2 separate regions of the Mus musculus genome follow, and region 1 is linked to region 2. The links are chromatin loops, found by intact Hi-C in ENCODE. Cell type or tissue: left cerebral cortex. All regions are shown on one strand. Links, peaks and the distances in the headings refer to the core of each region. The heading gives the core; the rest is flanking DNA. Region 1 has its middle 24 kb from the start of Parp8. Region 2 has its middle 28 kb from the start of Gm6416.

Region 1 (8,739 bases), core at 319-8,318, 53 kb before region 2:
TTGAGAATGCTCTGTTCAGATCTGCATCACATTTTTAAATTGGTTATTTGCTTTCTTGATATCTAATGTTGGGAGTTCTTTATATATTTTGAATATTTGCCCTCTATCAAATGTATAATGGATAAAAAATCTTTTCCCATTTTATAGGCTGCCACTTTGTCCAAATGAAGGTGTCTTTTGCTATTCCCAACCTTTTTGTTCATAAGGATACATTGATATTATGGTGTTCTGTTCATAAAGTTGTCTTCTGTGTCAACAAGTTCAAGCTATTCTCCACTTTCTCTTCTATCAGGTTCAATTTGTCTGTTTTTGTGTTGAAGTTTTTGATCCACTGGAGTTGAGTCTTGTGTGAGGTGATAAGTATGGATCTATTTGATGTCTTCCACATACAGTCATCCAGTTTGACACCATTCATTGAAGAGGTGTCTTTATTCCAGTGTATTTTTCTGGCTTCTTTTTAATCAAAAATCAGGTCTTTTATAGGTGTGGATTTACATCTGGTCTTCAAGTTATTGATCAAGGTGCCCATTTTTGTTCCAATACCATGCTGCTTTAATTTCTCTACCTCTGTAATACAACTTGAAATCATGGATGCTTATACCTCCAGAACTTATTTTATTATTCAAGATTCTTTTAGTGATCTTATTGGTGGGGGAAGGTCTTTGTGTGTACATATGAGTATGTGCTTCCATATGAAGTAAAAAATTTCTCCTTTCAAGAAATGTCAAGAGTCAGGTTGGAATTTTGATGGTAATTACATTGAATCTGTAGACTGCTTTTGGTAACATGACCATTTTTACTATATTAATTTTCTTGATCCCTGTTGTACCATGGGCTGTTTCCTCCTACCTCAAGCTCCCAGAATAATGACTCAGACTCAAAGTCTATATTATATTCTTTATTAAATTAATTTTATTTAGTGTGTGGGGGGATGCCTGCCTGCACATGGACAATGGAGGGACATGGTACGTGGGAAGATCAGAGATCTTTGCAAGATTTGGCTCATCACAGAGATCAAACTCATGTTTTCAGTCTTGGTGGTAAGAACCTTCACCCAGTAAATCGCCTCACAGGTCCAAGTCAGGTTTCCTTTTTAAAATTAAATGTATCGATTTATTGCATGTGTGTATGCTTATGGGGGGATGTGTGTGCCCTGATATGCATATAGAGATCAGGGGACAACTTGCTAGTGTTGGCTACCACCTTCTCCTGCTTTGTAGGTCCTGAGGATCGAACTCAGGTAGCCAGGCTTGGCAGCAAACATCTTTATTTTTCTGAACTTGACTACCTTGTTGGGTCTTAAAAATACTTCTTAAAGCAATTCTAATGCCAGGGCCTCTCTTCCCATTGATGGCCGACTAGGCCATCCTCTGCTACGTATGCAACTATAGACACACACTCTGGGGGGTACTTGTTAGTTCATATTGTTCTTCCTCCTATAGGGTTGCAGACCCCTTCAGCTCATTGGGTACTTTCTCTAGCTCCTTCATTGGGGGCCCTGTGTTCCATCCAATAGGTGATTGTGAGCATCCACTTTTATCCTTAGTATATTTTACAGAATATTGTTATTTCCTGTTTATTCTTTATTTTTTCAGAGGGGTTACTCCCAATAGATCTGAGAATTTGACTTCAAAACTCATGGAGGGTTGTATTTTGACTGACAACTAAAGAACATGTTCCGATTCCCATCCTCCCCCTGATTCGTTAAGAGAATCTTAGCATGTAGCCTGTCTATCCCAAAACTATGTAATACAAACTGGCCTTAAGCTCAATATGATTTTCTTGCCTCAGCCTCCCCAAGTCTTGGCAAGGTGAGAGAGAGAGAGAGAGAGAGAGAGAGAGAGAGAGAGAGAGAGAGAGAGAGAGAGATATCACCATACCAGACCAAATTCAGATTTGTTTTATCCTAGAAAATCTCAATAGAATTATAGCAAGTTGAATAAGATATTAATTAAAAACGAAAACCATATAAAAATCCAAACATAGAAACTCTAACCCAGACATTTCCAATAGTTGAGCTGGCCATTCATTCTTTAAAAATCACCTATTTTTCATTTGAATCACATTACCTTTAATTCTGTAAATTGGATGTCATATGCCACCAGGCGAACTGCTGTGAGTAATTACACTGTTCACTGCTGAGTAATACGACTTCATCCTCAAAGCTAGGCCAACAGCACAGGAAAATTGCACGACTAGGTCTCTAGGCACTACCTCTTCTTCAGGGAATCACAGCAACCCTCCTGAGAGCTAATGCATCCTTAATCATTTATAGGTTCACTCAAGACCCATTGGAGACATAAGCACATTAGCTCAGCAGCTAAGGGAAACACTTAAAGACAGTAGCAGGGGACATGTCAGACAGAAGAAGGTGGAAAAAAAAAAAAACCTGTAGGAGATAATACAAACGCAGACATTGCCTGCTCTCTGCAATCTTCTGAGCTCTGGGTTAGACTTGGCAACTGTAGACCATACTGCGTAAGGGCAATACCACATTAGGCTGGCTGCAGAACCTAGGAGACTTTAGAATCTCAGAGACAGAGCCTGATAAGCAGCGAACATGCAGAATCTACTTAAGCAGCTCTTGGATGAGAGGCAGGTTTAGTTTTTAGTAAATCTTTGTTTTGTTTGTTATTGGTTTATATGGGGTTTTTTGTGGTTTTTGTTTTGTTTTGTTTTGTTGAGGCACACTCTGACTATATTGATTGCACTAGCCTTGAACTTGAAGCAATCTTCCTCCCTCTACCTCTCAACTATCAGGCTTATAGCCGTGCATTCTCATGTTCTGCATCCATCTTTACTTAATATAAACCACCTCCTTGTCTTTAATAAACAAGCAAATGTTAATAGATCATAATGTAAAATGATGCAAACACTAAAGATATTAATATGTTCTTTTCAGACATCTATTTTCTTCTGTCCTTTGTGGGGGGGGCGGGAACTGACTCATGTGATGATCTCTGGGCCACAGCTAGACGTGTAAGCTGGTTATGAGCTAAATATTTATGCATGTTATATCTTATGTATAATATACAGCTGTATAGGTAAAACATAGCATGTCCTAACTATATGAATCTAAAATTTACTTAGAATATGCTTATCCTTGGGCATATAGGCACATGTGAGATATAACACCATCCAAATGAAGAAATGTCATTTTGTCAGGTGAACACATCTTGGGGCTCAGGTTTCTGATTTCACTATGGGTGACTGAAATGTAAACACACAGAATAGGCATTGTGCTGGTCTCTAAAGCCTCAGAGATTCCCATTCGCACATTCCTCAACAACCTAATTATTAATCCACACATTTGAGAAGGATCTCCTGTCCATCTCTCAATCATGGCCACCAATGCAGAAAGGAACATATGCCTGCAACTAATCTAATCCAAATTTTCTACTTAATCTCTCTCTTTCTCTCTCTGTCTCTCTCTGTCTCTCTCTCTCTCTCTCTCTCTCTCTCTGTGTGTGTGTGTGTGTGTGTGTACATGCTCTGATGTATGTGTGGAGGTCAGAGGACAACTTGCAGGCGTCATTGTTCCCATTTCACTACGTGAATTCCAGAGATCAAACTTAAGGTCACCAGGCATCCGCCAATGCCTCTACCCACTAAGCCATTTTTTGTTGGCCCTATCTTGAATTTCTAAATGTCAAACGTGCAGGAGCCGATGTGTCCGACTTCCGCAGTAAATACATTTACCACAAACATATTTAGTCATTTGTGGAACTATTGAAATGGCTCCGGAGCCAGACTCAAAACTAAGCAGCCAGGAAGTGCACCCCCAAACCTAGCGAGGAAACCACCCCACCACCAGTGAGAAGCAAGCAGCCCGCAGAACAGCAACTGTGAGGCTTGCTCAATCCTAAGCCAACTGCTAAACCACCCTTACAACTCCCACTTGTTCTTGAGACAACAGATACTTTAGCAGCTGTTACACTGCCTGCACAAGAAACAGAGAAAGCATAACTGAATCTGTTTCATTTTTATTAATTCCCAAGTCAAAATGCAGTACTGGCAAACAGATTGACAAAACTGAAATCATATGTTTGTACCCTAGCTGCAAAGGAGGCTGGGGAAGCTAGCATTTGGCATTTTAGCTTCTAAAGCAGGCGGCGTTTTCTAAACTGGTGCACTAGGGAATTCCTCAGAAAGAAAAAAGCCTCAAATGAAAACAGATATTCTTGCTTTGGTTTGCTCAATAACTATACAGACCTTTCCTTTTAAACTAAACATGAAAGACCCAAACTTTCTCCTAACAGAAAGAAACCAATTTTTTTCCCCTTGTAACTGAACATCATCTCCAAATTCAAGAACTCTGAGTGACTTGGCAATGTATGTCAACACATGCCAGGGATGCTGGCAGCTGAGAGGTGGGAGCTGGAGAATCGAGAATCCAAAGTCATCCTCAACTGCATGGGGCATCTGAGGCCAACTGAGCTACGTAAGACCCTGAATCAAAAGGTTCATTTCTCTAAGTCCATCACTGTACTGCCTTGATACTTAACCATTCCTAGCATGCCCTGTATGAAAGAGGTGGATAAAAGAGCAGATGGAAGACTGGGAAGTATTGGATTCTATAGCTATGTGCAAGACAACAGAAGGACACAAACATCAATCCTACCTTCTTACTTCTTTACCAGCGGTTTAGCATGAATGGCCATTTGGCTTCAGCTAAAAAAGTCCGCTAATCAAAGTTGCATCTATGTGCTGATAACCTAGTGATATGATCTTGCTTTGGCCACTGTTTATTCCTTAAAAATAAATAAGAAGAGAAAGGAAGGAAGGAAGGGAGAAGGAGGGAGGGAGGGAGGGAGAGAGAGAGAGAGAGAGAGAGAGAGAGAGAGAGAGAGAGTGAGTGCCGGTGATTAAAGCCAGAGACACAGTGGGTAAAGATACCTGATGCCAAGCCATGGTGACCTGAATTCACTCCCCAGCGCCCATATAATGAAAAGAGAGAACTTAACTCCTTCAACTTGCCCTTTGACCTCCACACTTACACTGAAGCATGCACATACCATGGCAGGTGCATACCAGTAGGCAAGTAGACATACAGACACATGCATGCTCACATACATAAATGTAATAAGATAGAAAGATTTTAAAGCAGGCCTTGAACTCCTAAAAGGGCTGGGATTACAGGTTGTGCCACCATGTCCAGTTACAGACTCTCTCTGCTCTGTCCCTGATTCTGTCTGTCTATCTGCCTCTCTCTTTCTCTCTTTCTCTCTTTCTCTCTCTCTCTCTCTCTCTCTCTCTCTCTCTCTCTCTCTCTCTCTCTCTCACACACACACACACACACATTTAAATTGAAAATATACACCACAGGTTCATGTGTTCAAAAACCTTGGTCCTTTAGACTCAGAGGTTATAAACAAATAATCTTAAAGAGGATTTAAAGTTGGAAAGGAATGTGGGGTGGAGGATCCCAGGGATGTTGAAGAACAGGTTGGGGCCAAGTATGGTCAAACCACATTGTTGCGTGGATGACATCCACAAAGAATAAATAACATCTATTATTTTTCTTTTTTAAAGTCCTGGTTCCTGTCTGGTGAGGAGAGGATAGAGGGCTCAGGTGATGAAATCTGGATGGAGGAAGAAAGTGACCGGAAGTAGGGGTAGATGAGCCTTTGGAGGTAAAATCCAGGTTCTTCCTCACCCTGCTCCTCATGTCCCATAAAGGGAGATGCTTTGCTCCGCCATTTGGATTTTCTCATCACTGCCCTTAAGAAATGGAGACAGACAGTTACAGAGCGGAGAGAGTGAGGAGGCTGCGTCTGGCTCCCGCTCTCACAGCCATTGCAGTACATTGATCTCCATAGAGACAGCACTGGGGCAAGCGAGAGCCTGATAGGCACTGGGAGACTCTGTGCCTTGCGGAGGAAAATCAACTAAACATGGGCAAAAGAGATCCTAAGAAGCCGAGAGGCAAAATGTCCTCATATACGTTCTTTGTGCAAACCTGCCAGGAGGAGCACAAGAAAAAGCACCCGGATGCTTCTGTCAACTTCTCAGAGTTCTCCAAGAAGTGCTCAGAGTTATGGAAGACCATGTCTGCTAAAGAAAAGGGGAAATTTGAAGACATGGCAAAAGCTGACAAGGCTCGTTATGAAAGAGAAATGAAAACCTACATCCCCCCTCCTCAAAGGGGAGACCAAAAAGAAGTTCAAGGACCCCAATTCGCCCAAGAGGCCTCCTTCGGTCTTCTTCTTGCTCTGTTCTGAGTACCGCCCCAAAATCAAAGGTGAGCATCCTGGCTTATCCATTGGTGAAGTTGCAAAGAAACCGGTGGCGGGGTGGGGGTGGGGGGGGAGGAGAGAGAGAGAAAGAGAGAGAGAGAGAGAGAGAGAGAGAGAGAGAGAGAGAGAGAACTGAATCATTCTTAGAGGTTTATCCACATCCTTTCTACCAATCTTGTCAACAATCTTTCTATTTTTTTTCCTTCCATTCCCTTAATCATCTAGACAAGTTCTTAGGCACCAGCTTTACACCTGACCATAGGACATCTCCCTGGAAGACACAGGTCTGTACAAGTCATTCCCATCTTCTCAAGGGATCGGAGAGTTGACTTGCTAGGGTTCCTTCATGGTCAGCAGCTTCTGCCACTATGTTTTGTTCTGTTGCTAGAACTTGAGTTTCTATGATGACTAGGACCAAACCAAGAGTTATTTCTAAAAAAAAAAAAAAGTTACATAGTCAGAGACTGACGTCTACCAAGACAAACCAAAGAGCACAGCAATCTGAACCAGTTAGAAATCATTCTCTTCATCTTGATAGCCACAAAGGGTGGCAGCAGCGTTATAAGCCACAAAGGAGCGACTAGGTGAAGAAATTGAAATCTCTAGAATCTAGAGACATCAAAGCATCAAAACTCACACCTAAAGCTTTGGGTGGCAGTATATCAAAAATCACCAATTTGGTGGATGTATTTTGTCTGTCCCATACCATCAGTATGAAGAATGTATATTAGAGCTAAGGCTGGGAAGATGGCTCAGTGGATAAAATGACTTGGTAACACAAGTTGGGGATCAGAGGTTTAGATGTCTAGAAGCCACAGAAATATCAGGTGGGTGTGGTGGCACAACTGTAATCCCAGACCTTGGGATCTGTAGAGCAAGCTGACTAGACAGACAGCGGAATCAGCAAGTTCTAGGTTCATGCGAGGTATCTTGCCTCAGTACATAAGATGGAGAAAGCAGAAGTAGATTGGAAAAGGCACCTGATGTTGACTTCTGGCCTCACATGTCCACACCCATGACAACACTCCTATGCACATGCACACACACACACACACAAAAGAACACAATTTTTAAATATATTATGCTAAAAGGTTACATTATACAAGAAAAGGCAACCATGGGGTTATTAAATAATGGGACTATCAATAGAAACATCGTAATAGAAATGAATGTGATACAATTATAATGCAATAAAAGGCTACCCAGAATAAAGTTAATATAACAAGACAGGACTAATGCAAAACAGAGAAGTCCAGATGTGATGGCTTATGCCTGTAATCCAAGCACTTGGGAAGATGCAGTAGGGAGAGTACTATGAGTTTGGGGACAGGCTGAACTACAGAATACAGGATCCTCTCTCAATAAAATCACAACACCAAATCAAATCAAAACACTGCAAGCAAAAAAAAAAAAATGTGTTTGGATGAAACAGAAATCCTTACTAATGGGCTGGGAAGGAGATCAGTCATGAAGTCTTGGTGAATATATTGGGTTTCATCCCAAACACCACAGATAACGAAGAGGAGTAAAGAAAGAAGAAAGAAGAGAAGGCCACTTTACTGATATCATGGTATTTAATGAGAAATCCTAAAATTCCTTGCCTTGGGGTTGTTTGTGGCTTGATGCTGTCTTTGAAACCTGATGTCTTCCTTCCTTTGCTTTGGCTTCCTGGCCAGCTGGTTTCATCATGAAGTTCATCTCCTCATGGTTTGTAGCTGCAACAGTTAAGATTGTCGATATTTATTTGCACGTTAGAGGGGAGGCAGGAAAGGTGGGCAATAAAGCTTCTTTCATTTGTGTAAGGAGCAAACTCTTTCCCAGAAGTTCTCAGGCTACTTCCTTTTCTGTCTTTGAGATCAGAAATAGAACCGGCCTCTAAGGAAATCACAAAAAAGGGGAAATGGGCAATGGTTGATTCATCAACTGTGCCCAACCAGCTCCTAAACAGATAACAGATAGGAATCAGAAACAGCTCTTGGGCAGACAAAAAGACTCTGCCTCAACTGTAAATTTTTTTGTGGGGGGTAAATGTATTTGCAAACAACTGAGAATGGGGAGACCATATCCTGCCCTCCATTTCTCTAACCTACAATCTAAACTCATTCCTCTAGTTTTGTTTCTCAAAATTAGGTTGCCTGAAGTTTACATCAGTATTCCAATATTGTCATTATATAGTATTCTGCTAGTTGTGCTGAAATCTTGCAGACAAAGGTACAGGCCAATCATGAAGTGGTCAAGAAATGGTAGGGTAGGAAAAGATAAATGTCATGATTAACAGCTCTGCTGACTTGTAACCTTCCAACAGTAACTACATATGCAAACTAGACCCTACAATGAGGAAACAGTACATTAATGGAAGAAGAAGGAGAAGGAGAAGGAGAAGAAGAAGAAGAAGAAGAAGAAGAAGAAGAAGAAGAAGAAGAAGAAGAAGAAGAAGAAGAAGAAGAAGAAGAACAACAACAACAACAACAACAACAACAACAACAACAACAGCAACAGCAAC
Region 2 (8,739 bases), core at 254-8,253:
GCATCCTGACTAATCAAATGCAACTTAGGGGAGGGAAGAATTTATTTACTTACAACCCAGCTCACAATCTATCATTGAGGGACATCAAGGCAGATACTCAAGGCAGAAGCTTGGGGAAAGATCTGTTTGATATTTCACACAGGATTACCTCCATCCAAAGAATGAGCATCACAGCTAAGTAAATAAGGCAGGGATCATGGAGGACTCTTATAGGCTTAGATTTTTCAAAACCTACTTTAATAAGGGTTTTTGTTTGGTTGGTTGGTTTGGTTTTTTTGTTTGTTTGTTTGTTTGTTTGTTTTGTTTTGTTTTGTTTTGTTTTGTTTTGTTTTGTTTTGTTTGAGACAGGATTTCTCTGTATAGCCCTGGCAAGGGAGCTTCTACCCCACCACTCACCAGAGGAGAGGAAAGATTAATAGGGCAAAGGGGAATATGGACCTGTTTAGAAATATTTCTTTGGGTCAATTCCAAACTTTGTTGTCAGGATATCAGCAGTCAGTTCATTGGACTCCACAGTGGTAGCTCAATCCACTCACAACCACCATTCATGAATCAGCAACAGTAGTTCAATACAGAAAAAACCACAAGGATCTGCCAATCCGCCCAAGTCCTCCAGATTATCACGAGAAGTTTTTTGGTGCACTTCTCATTATGAAGTCATGACAAATGATGATCAACAAAGAAGTCAAGGTGAGCCAATTCCACAGCATCATTAGTGAAGACAGTGTCAGCAAAGCACCAAAAAAGACCAGCAAAAGAGTGGCAAGCAAACCAATGCCCTATCATCATCCACTGTCTGGTGGGTTATCCTTATACCCTTTCCAAACATCACATGTCCTTTCAAGCATCCACTCCAGGAAAACATCACATGTCCCTTTTCCAGGCAGCTTCCAGAAAAACACCACATGTCTGCTCTCAGCAACACATCCTGTCATAAGAGAATTTTGAGAACCACATCCTAAAATACAACTGAGTCTTCAAAGAAACCAGAAATTTCAACTTCAGATTCTTCTTGCTGGCTGGGAGATAAACTCATGTTCAACTAGGTTTATTAGATAGTTTGGGACCATCTGCCTAGGAAATAACGCTGCCCACCATGGACTGTGCCCTTCTGTACCAATTAAGATCAAGACAATCCTCTACTGACATAGACTAACAGACCATTTTGATGTAGAGAATACATCAGAACCTCAGCTGGGACTCATTCCCCAGATAATTCTAGGTTATGGTAAATTAACAGACATCAGGTAATCTGCTTGTTTGTTTGTTGTTTTTCTTCTTGGTGGCGTTGAGGATTTAAACTAGAATCTCATGTATGCTAGGCAAGCACTCTACTACTGAGCTATATCCCTGACCCTGAAATGGGTCATTTCTGATATGAAATTGTAGTGTTTATATTCAGATGAAAACCGCTGCTCTGAAAAAGCATTTTGAGAATAAAGACTGTGTGTGCATTGCATATATGAAGTGAGCAGTACGGAATCTCTGGGTAAGTCTGAGGCCTCTTACTACAGAGTAGCTGAATAGCCTTGTGGTGTCAGGTCCCACGGTGACTGGGATAGAGGAGCTGACATTTCCCTGGAGAAGGTAATAAGGGGCAAAGACTGAAGTTTTATTTTGCCTTAGGAAGTGACAAAGATACCTTTCGGAGTTCAGAAGCTTAAACATATTAAAAGCAGTCATTCTGCCCTAAAACGCCCTGGCTGCAAAAGGAGAGTTTGTGGGATCATGACTCACATATTGTACATGAGACAAAAAAAAAAAAAAAAAAAATCAAGGCATTTTCTTCTTACTTGTCCTGAATTTCCCAAATAATTCTAGGTTATGGATTATCATAAGTGCCCAGTGTGCTGTATCATAACCAATTTTCCTTTGTTTTTACTGATTATGCCATTAAGTACATGGTAGTAAAAATTTTGTCCCTCTTTCCATTTTATACACTCCATTTGATTGGAAATATAATCAATAGAAGACCATGGGTCAAACTCATCTCTCATAAATACCCATAATGAAATATTTTGTCTGGATAATATTAAGGCTTTACAGTGTAGATGCCCACTCGCCAGCAAGTAAGACGCCACAACAGGATCCTTCTGCAACACGTTTATTGGGAGAGCATGGACTGCGTAGGCGAAGGAGCCCAAGGCCCAGAACTGGCGCTGCTTATATAGGCCTAGGAGTGACATGTCCACACCTGATTGGTTGTGCCCTCAGCACCTCATTCACATGCCTCGGGTCAGGCAGTGACTCAGCAAAAAACTCTATGGCACATGTGCACATTGGTTGTTTACCCATATTCATGGGCGTCTGCTTATTGAAACCAGCGCCATTTTGTAATGGCGTTTGTGGCTTCCCACATTACAGTTTTGTAGGTATCCAGCTGTGTGTCTTCTTATTAAGAAGGTTCTGTATGGCACTTGGTCCTTCATCCTTCTGATTCACGAGGAAATAGAACCACAAGATGGTTAGTTATGAGTGCAGAAGGAAAAAAAATGTCCAGTGAACAAGTGTCCTGGTTCCTTGGAAGTGACAAAGATGCCTTTTGAACCTGTGGCTCATACCCCCAGAGGGTTCCGTGATGCCATTCTTTGCCTCTTACATACCCATCATGCTCTTCTGAGGCCTCTTGTGACTGAGCATCCTGAGAAGGTCACCTGTAGCCTGAGGAGCTGGGTCAGTGCCAGAGTGAAAAGCTGCAGCCGAGTATGTTTGATATGTTTGAGTTCTCTGTTCCCCACAGCCTTTGGTGCAGACCAGGGGGATATGAGATTTTGAGCCACCATCAACTAATGGACTCATTTTGAGTAAGAGCTCCCCACAAGTGCATTAGGAGACTCGGCTACAGTAACGATTACCAATACAACTCCGAGGTGCTGAGTCAAAGTTCCTGCTGAAGTGGTATCCTCCGACTCTTGAGACTTCCACATTTGTCTCCAAGGAACCCTTCAGCTTCCTGACCTTCACATCATCCTATGGCTTCCTCTGTCTGAACCAATGCCGTATGTGCTTCCATCCTTGTGTTTTTATTTTCCCATAGGAAAAAAGAAAGAGATATTTTACTCTCCCAGAATCTTGCCGAGACTATAATTACTAAAGAAGCAGCTTTTCTTATTGAAATTTAAAAATATCCTCACCTCTGGACCCCAACCCAGAGATTCTAATTTAATTGGTCCCAAACACTGATGCTGCTTAATGCTTTCTAGTGACTTTAGTGTGTATCCACAACTGAGAATCATTACTCCAAGGAAACCGTAATAGAGGTATTTCTTTTTATTAGATATTTTCTTCATTTGCATTTCAAATGCTATCCCAAAAGTCCCCTATATCTTCCCCCCTCCCTGCCATGCTCCCCAACCCACCCACTCCCGCTTCCTGGCCCTGGCATTCGCCTGTACTGGGGCATACAATCTTTGCAAGACCATGGGCCTCTCCTCCCAATGATGGCTGACTCAAGTAGCTCCAAAGAGAAGACCAGAGGTACCATAAGAGGACATGTCTTTAAAACCCCAAAGAACACACTTTTAGAAGACATTAATACCAGGTAAACTCCAATTTTGAAAAAGTGTCAGAATTGTGATATATATAAGTTATTGATATTATCATGTGTTTTTAGTTGGGTGGGCTCAACTTTTTGTTTTGCCTCAAGTTAAAAAGGAGGGAAGGACTTTTGGTATAGCACTGGAAATGTAAATGAGCTAAATACCTAATAAAAAATGGAAAAGGAAAAAAAAAATAAATATATGTATACCAAAAAAAAAAAAAGAAAGAAAAAAAAGAAAACAAAAAATAAATAAATAAATAAAATGCTTGGGTTATGAAAAAAAAAAAAAAAAAAAAAGGAGGGAACTCACAAAATGTGCTTTGATAAAAACTGGAAAGATGGGTCCGGTCAAAATTAACTAGAAGCATCAGGAATGGCTTGATAATGCTGAAGTGGGAAAGGAAGTTATTTGGGTTGTTGATCTATGAACTGGACCAAAAATCAGAGAGGAGAAGGAGTTGAAGCGCTGTGCTCAGAATCACAGCTGTGGTCACAACACTCAAGATGAAGGTCTTGCTTCAACTGACCGACCATATTTCCTAACAATATTTACTAATATTTCAGGCTACGGTTGTTGCAAGATCAAAAAAATGACATTGCTAACTTGGAGATGGAAGAACAACGGCATCGTTCACTCCATTGCTCTTTCCTGGATAGCTTGCAGTACTTGGCAGTAAAGTAGGGAGAGCGAGCACTAGGGATTCACTCAGTACTCTGCCTCGAGACATTATGAGTGTGAGAAAAACAAATCTTGAAACATTAAACTTGTGACTTCCTAGCTTGTATGCGTTTCCTGACCGTCCCTTTAGCAAGCAGAAGCTTGGGCACACCTGAGAAGAATTAGCTAGAACAGAGGGGTCAGGGGAGCCCGGCTAACTAAGCAGCACTTTATTTTCAATGTGGACTTTTCAGAATAAGAGATAACTCTCAGCAGAGCTATTCAGCCATTACTTATCATCTGTGGGGGACATTACAGGACAAGAGGGGACAGAGAGGTATGGGCTCTCCTTATGTGGTTTTAGTGTTGAAGACATCCCTACAAGCACGCAGTGCACTTCCTGAAGAGCTTTGGGAAGGTTAAGTCCTCCCTAGGGACATGGCTGTGACCCATGAGACAGTGTCGGGGCACCCACACACTTTCTGAAAGCCTTTCTGATGTCTTGCCACACAGTGAGTGTAAGGTCAAGCAGAATCTGATGGAGTGGAGCTCAATAAATGCAAGCTTTTCCTGTTTTTCCCTTTACATTGCTTCCACTGTTACCCTCACACCTTCATGAGATCAAAGCCAAGTTAGCCCAAATGCACCTCATCTGCCGAGCTTTAATCATCTTGGGTTTAAAACTGCATTCTGCTCCCTCATCAGCATGACTGAAAGCCACTGATGACTTTACTCCCACTTCTGAAATCAAGTACATCCTTAGAGTCGAAAATATTTAGTAAATTCACATCTACATGCCTTTCCCATCCTAAGGGAGCCCCTTAAATTCTCTGCCTTAGGTCAATTCAGCAACATAGAGCTAACTCTAAAGGTCTCTTGTTTATTCCATTAATAGATCATAATGTTTTAAAACTATCTTGGGCCAGCCAATTATTATATATGTTACATCTTCTATCCTCAAGAACCACCCCCCCCCACACACACACACAGAGAATCAGGTAGTAATGTTACTTATCAATTTATGCCTTGTATGCACTTATAGAAACAGAACCTGCAACTTTGAAGACTTGTTTCTCCAATCCCAGCCTGGATTGACCACACCACTCTGGCAAATGCAGAGTTTCAGTCTCCAGTGGATGGGAAATTCAAGAAAGGCTTAATAATATCCTCAGGTGGTGTGTGTCTGTGTGTGTGTGTGTGTGTGTGTGTGTGTGTGTGTGTGTGCGCCCATGAGCATGCATGCACACACATGTGTGCATGCTGACCTTTAAAACACACTGCACGTTACACACATTTACTTCCAGCCCACTTGTATGTGAGGCTGTACAGTAATGAAATAAGATTTTATTTTATTGGGAAAAGTTCTAGGGAGTAATACCACAAGGCTATAGAATTTAAAACAGGAATAAAAGCCTTTGGCATTTTCTGTATGTATTATCAGCTTCCTATTGAACAGCAACAAGATATACTAAAATTATTTACTGGTTCATTCTGTATAAATAACTTTAGAGTTATTATAGAGTTTGGTGAAATCAGGGATTTCCAGGTGAAACATCACCACTCTAGAATTGTTTCATTGGAAACTACCATTTTGTCCTTGGAACAAAAAACCCAAGGATGTCCTGGAGAGATGGCTCAGCGTGCTTGCTATGCTCAGTCCTTTTCTCCATTTCCATATTCTTTCTTGTATGAGCCAAATCATACATAAGCCACTGTCTCCGGGGGCTTTGCCTGTCATTGAATATCTAGGATCCTTGCCTCCTCCTCTTTCTACTTCCTAAACCCTCAGTAGGCAAAGCCCACAGAAAGCCTATGAAGGCTTCATTATATTCAAAGGCCTTTCACTGACATCATAGCAAATCATACGTAAAAATTATTTCTCAATTCCTTGATGTCAACAGTGTGTGTGTGTGTGTGTGTGTGTGTGTGTGTGTGTGTGTGTGTGTCTGTGTGTGTGTGAGTGGTGTGTAAGGCCTCACATATGCCAAACATGTACTTCATTCCAGCTCCTATCAATAGCATAAGTAAATATAGGGAAAGTTGTGCACTTGATTCTAAATACTAGCTATAACTCATGATAATTTAACATTTTATAAAATAAGCCCAGAAAATAAATACCATTTCTGAGTTTGACTACAAATGGTATATAATACCCTTAAAATCACTAATCAATATCAATCAATATAATATCACAAATATTACTAAAATCAATATCTGAGAAGTATTTATACACATTATCTAAGACAATACTACTACTGATTAGTATAATAATTTGATTTCACCACCTCTCATGGGCATTAAATGTCTGTGTTTCATATGTTAAAATCCTACCAGAAGCTGGAAGTATTGGAAATAGAGGTCTCAGAGACTGTAAATAGGTCAAAGGAGGTTATAACTCCGAGGTCTTCATCTGATGGATTGTCATATCTCTTGAAAAACAGACAGACAGACAAATGAACAAATGAGCAGGGATCTCATTGTCTTTCTGCCTCGTGGGAGCACAGGAACAAGCTGCCTTCATCAAATGAAGAGAAGAGCCCAGAAACTGCCCTTTCCTTCCCTAGGTCTGGGGTTTCCAGCATGTAGGAAGGGTTGCTTGAAATGTCTGGTATACATGAGCTTCTGTTACTAGTTCTCTCTTCTGTTATTATCATAAGGAAAGCAGGGTTTACATGTAGCCCATTTCGTGTAGGGATCTCTTGCTGTTAGAAAACGTATTAATGCAATGTTTTCTTCGGATCTAAGAAGTTTCTCAGATCCTTGCCTTTGACCAGATGCTTTTCAGGGACCTATTTCAGTCTTATTCCTAGAACATACAATGGCTTAACAAACTCTACTTATTTTGTTTTAGCTCCTATGAATCTTATAGGAGATTAAAAACCAAAAATGTGAAGTATATTATAAAGGTGGTAAATTCATATACCTTAAGTGAGCTAGAATTTTGGTGGAATGTTATTATAGGAAGGAGTACATAAGTTATTACAAAAACCCCAACATGTAGGGCTCCTGTTCTCTGTTGGAGCCAAAGTTGCCTCTGTGTCTGGAAAACATGCTTCACCTATATATAGTTGATGCTTACAGAATGAATGATACAATAGAAACTGTTTTCTCTTGAGGTTCCACAGCTAAATTATATGGAAATTTTATTGATATGTAAACAGAAGTCAAGACCTCAGTTCTTGATTATTGTGTTACAAAAAGAAGACTTCCTTTTTGGAAAGTCAATAAACAGTTGTTTCATCTGGGTGTCTTTGCTGTTTTCCTTCCATTTATTGGGGACAGCCAGTACAAATCCACACACATAAAAGTCTATTGTTTCTTCTGTAAAGTTCTTTAACCAGCTAATGCTTTCCCTAGTGGCAACCACAATTCTTTGTTTCCTTTTTATTCTTTTCCAAGTACTATTAAATGCAAGCAAAATTTAATTTCGTTCAATTCATTATTGTTTGGAGGATGTTGCCCTAAAAAAAAAGCAGGTGTTCTTTTTTATTAGGTAAATTTGTTGTAATTAGAATAATTTGCATCCCACAGATGAAACACTGTCCAAATTCAATGATCCAGAAGTCTTTGAACATTAAAGTAAAAATGTGTATTGTTCTTTATTACTCCCTGATGAAATTGGACTTGGCAGGAACAGAGGCTGGGGTAATGCCAAGTTTATTCCCAGAGTTTGCAATCAGCAATCAAGTTGCACAAGAGACCAAAGAGGAGCATCTTGCATGAGCACTGGTCATTACCAGGGACAGGAGAGGGAAAGGTCCTAGTTATTAGAAATTATCACTACAATGTATTATTCAGTAATTGTGGGTCCTAACTCAAAATACCTGAGTGTTTAGAAGATGGCTTTTTAAAGAACCACTTCTTCTGGAGGAATTATGCCTATGTCTCTGAGAAACATTTGCCTATCAAATAAAATTTCAGAGACCTCTTATAAAGCTACTATTCTATGACTCTCTGAAGGTTGAACCCAGGCTGTCTTAACCATTACACATCTTTTCATTGACTAACCATGTTATAGCATTTAAAGTATTACTAGTGTGGGTTGGCAGAGAGGAAATCAAGATTAGGTATTTGTTTTCTTCCATGTTTTATTTGTTTTGTCTAGAGCTGATGGTGAATCTTGAAGTCCACACATACTAGGCAAACACTCTCCAGGCATCAATGAGATAGTAAAGTATTACTGAATTGAGATCTCAGATATGAACTTAAGAGAGTCTGAAGCCTTGCTTTTGCTCAACTTGCAAAGAATTTATCATGCTTTTAGGACTTCTGAATCACAGCTTTCATCAAAGATAGCTGATCTGATATGTACTTACTATTTTTGCCCCACCTCTTGACCCCCACAAAGATTTTATACCATGAACAATATTTGATATATGTTTACCTGCTACAGTCGTTTTTTAAAATATATCTTTTTGGTTTGTTATTTTTGCTATAAGCAATCAATAGCAATCATGTTTTTTTGAATGCCGTTATATTATATATTACAAATACAATACATATCTTGTATAATATATATCTTGTATAATATATATTATAT

Evidence for each region. Hi-C counts contacts between places; a loop is a spot of excess contacts. Peaks named below come from ENCODE experiments on the same cell type or tissue, not always from the same donor. Only the 100,000 strongest peaks of a DNase experiment are listed, where the experiment ranks them.
Region 1: a loop joins it to region 2, with 1.9 times the contacts of the local background. A loop is called at or near these places in 2 of 42 quality-filtered maps.

What each region holds. Positions count from the first base shown.
Region 1 is chr13:117,044,840-117,053,578 of GRCm38, forward strand. It overlaps the pseudogene Gm29767. Among named protein-coding and RNA genes, the nearest start is that of Parp8, 24 kb to the left of the region's middle. In left cerebral cortex, for the core only: no CTCF peak of the experiment used is centred there; DNase peaks (open chromatin) are centred at 3,929, 4,344 and 8,128.
Region 2 is chr13:117,097,613-117,106,351 of GRCm38, forward strand. No RefSeq gene overlaps it. Among named protein-coding and RNA genes, the nearest start is that of Gm6416, 28 kb to the right of the region's middle. In left cerebral cortex, for the core only: no CTCF peak of the experiment used is centred there; no DNase peak of the experiment used is centred there.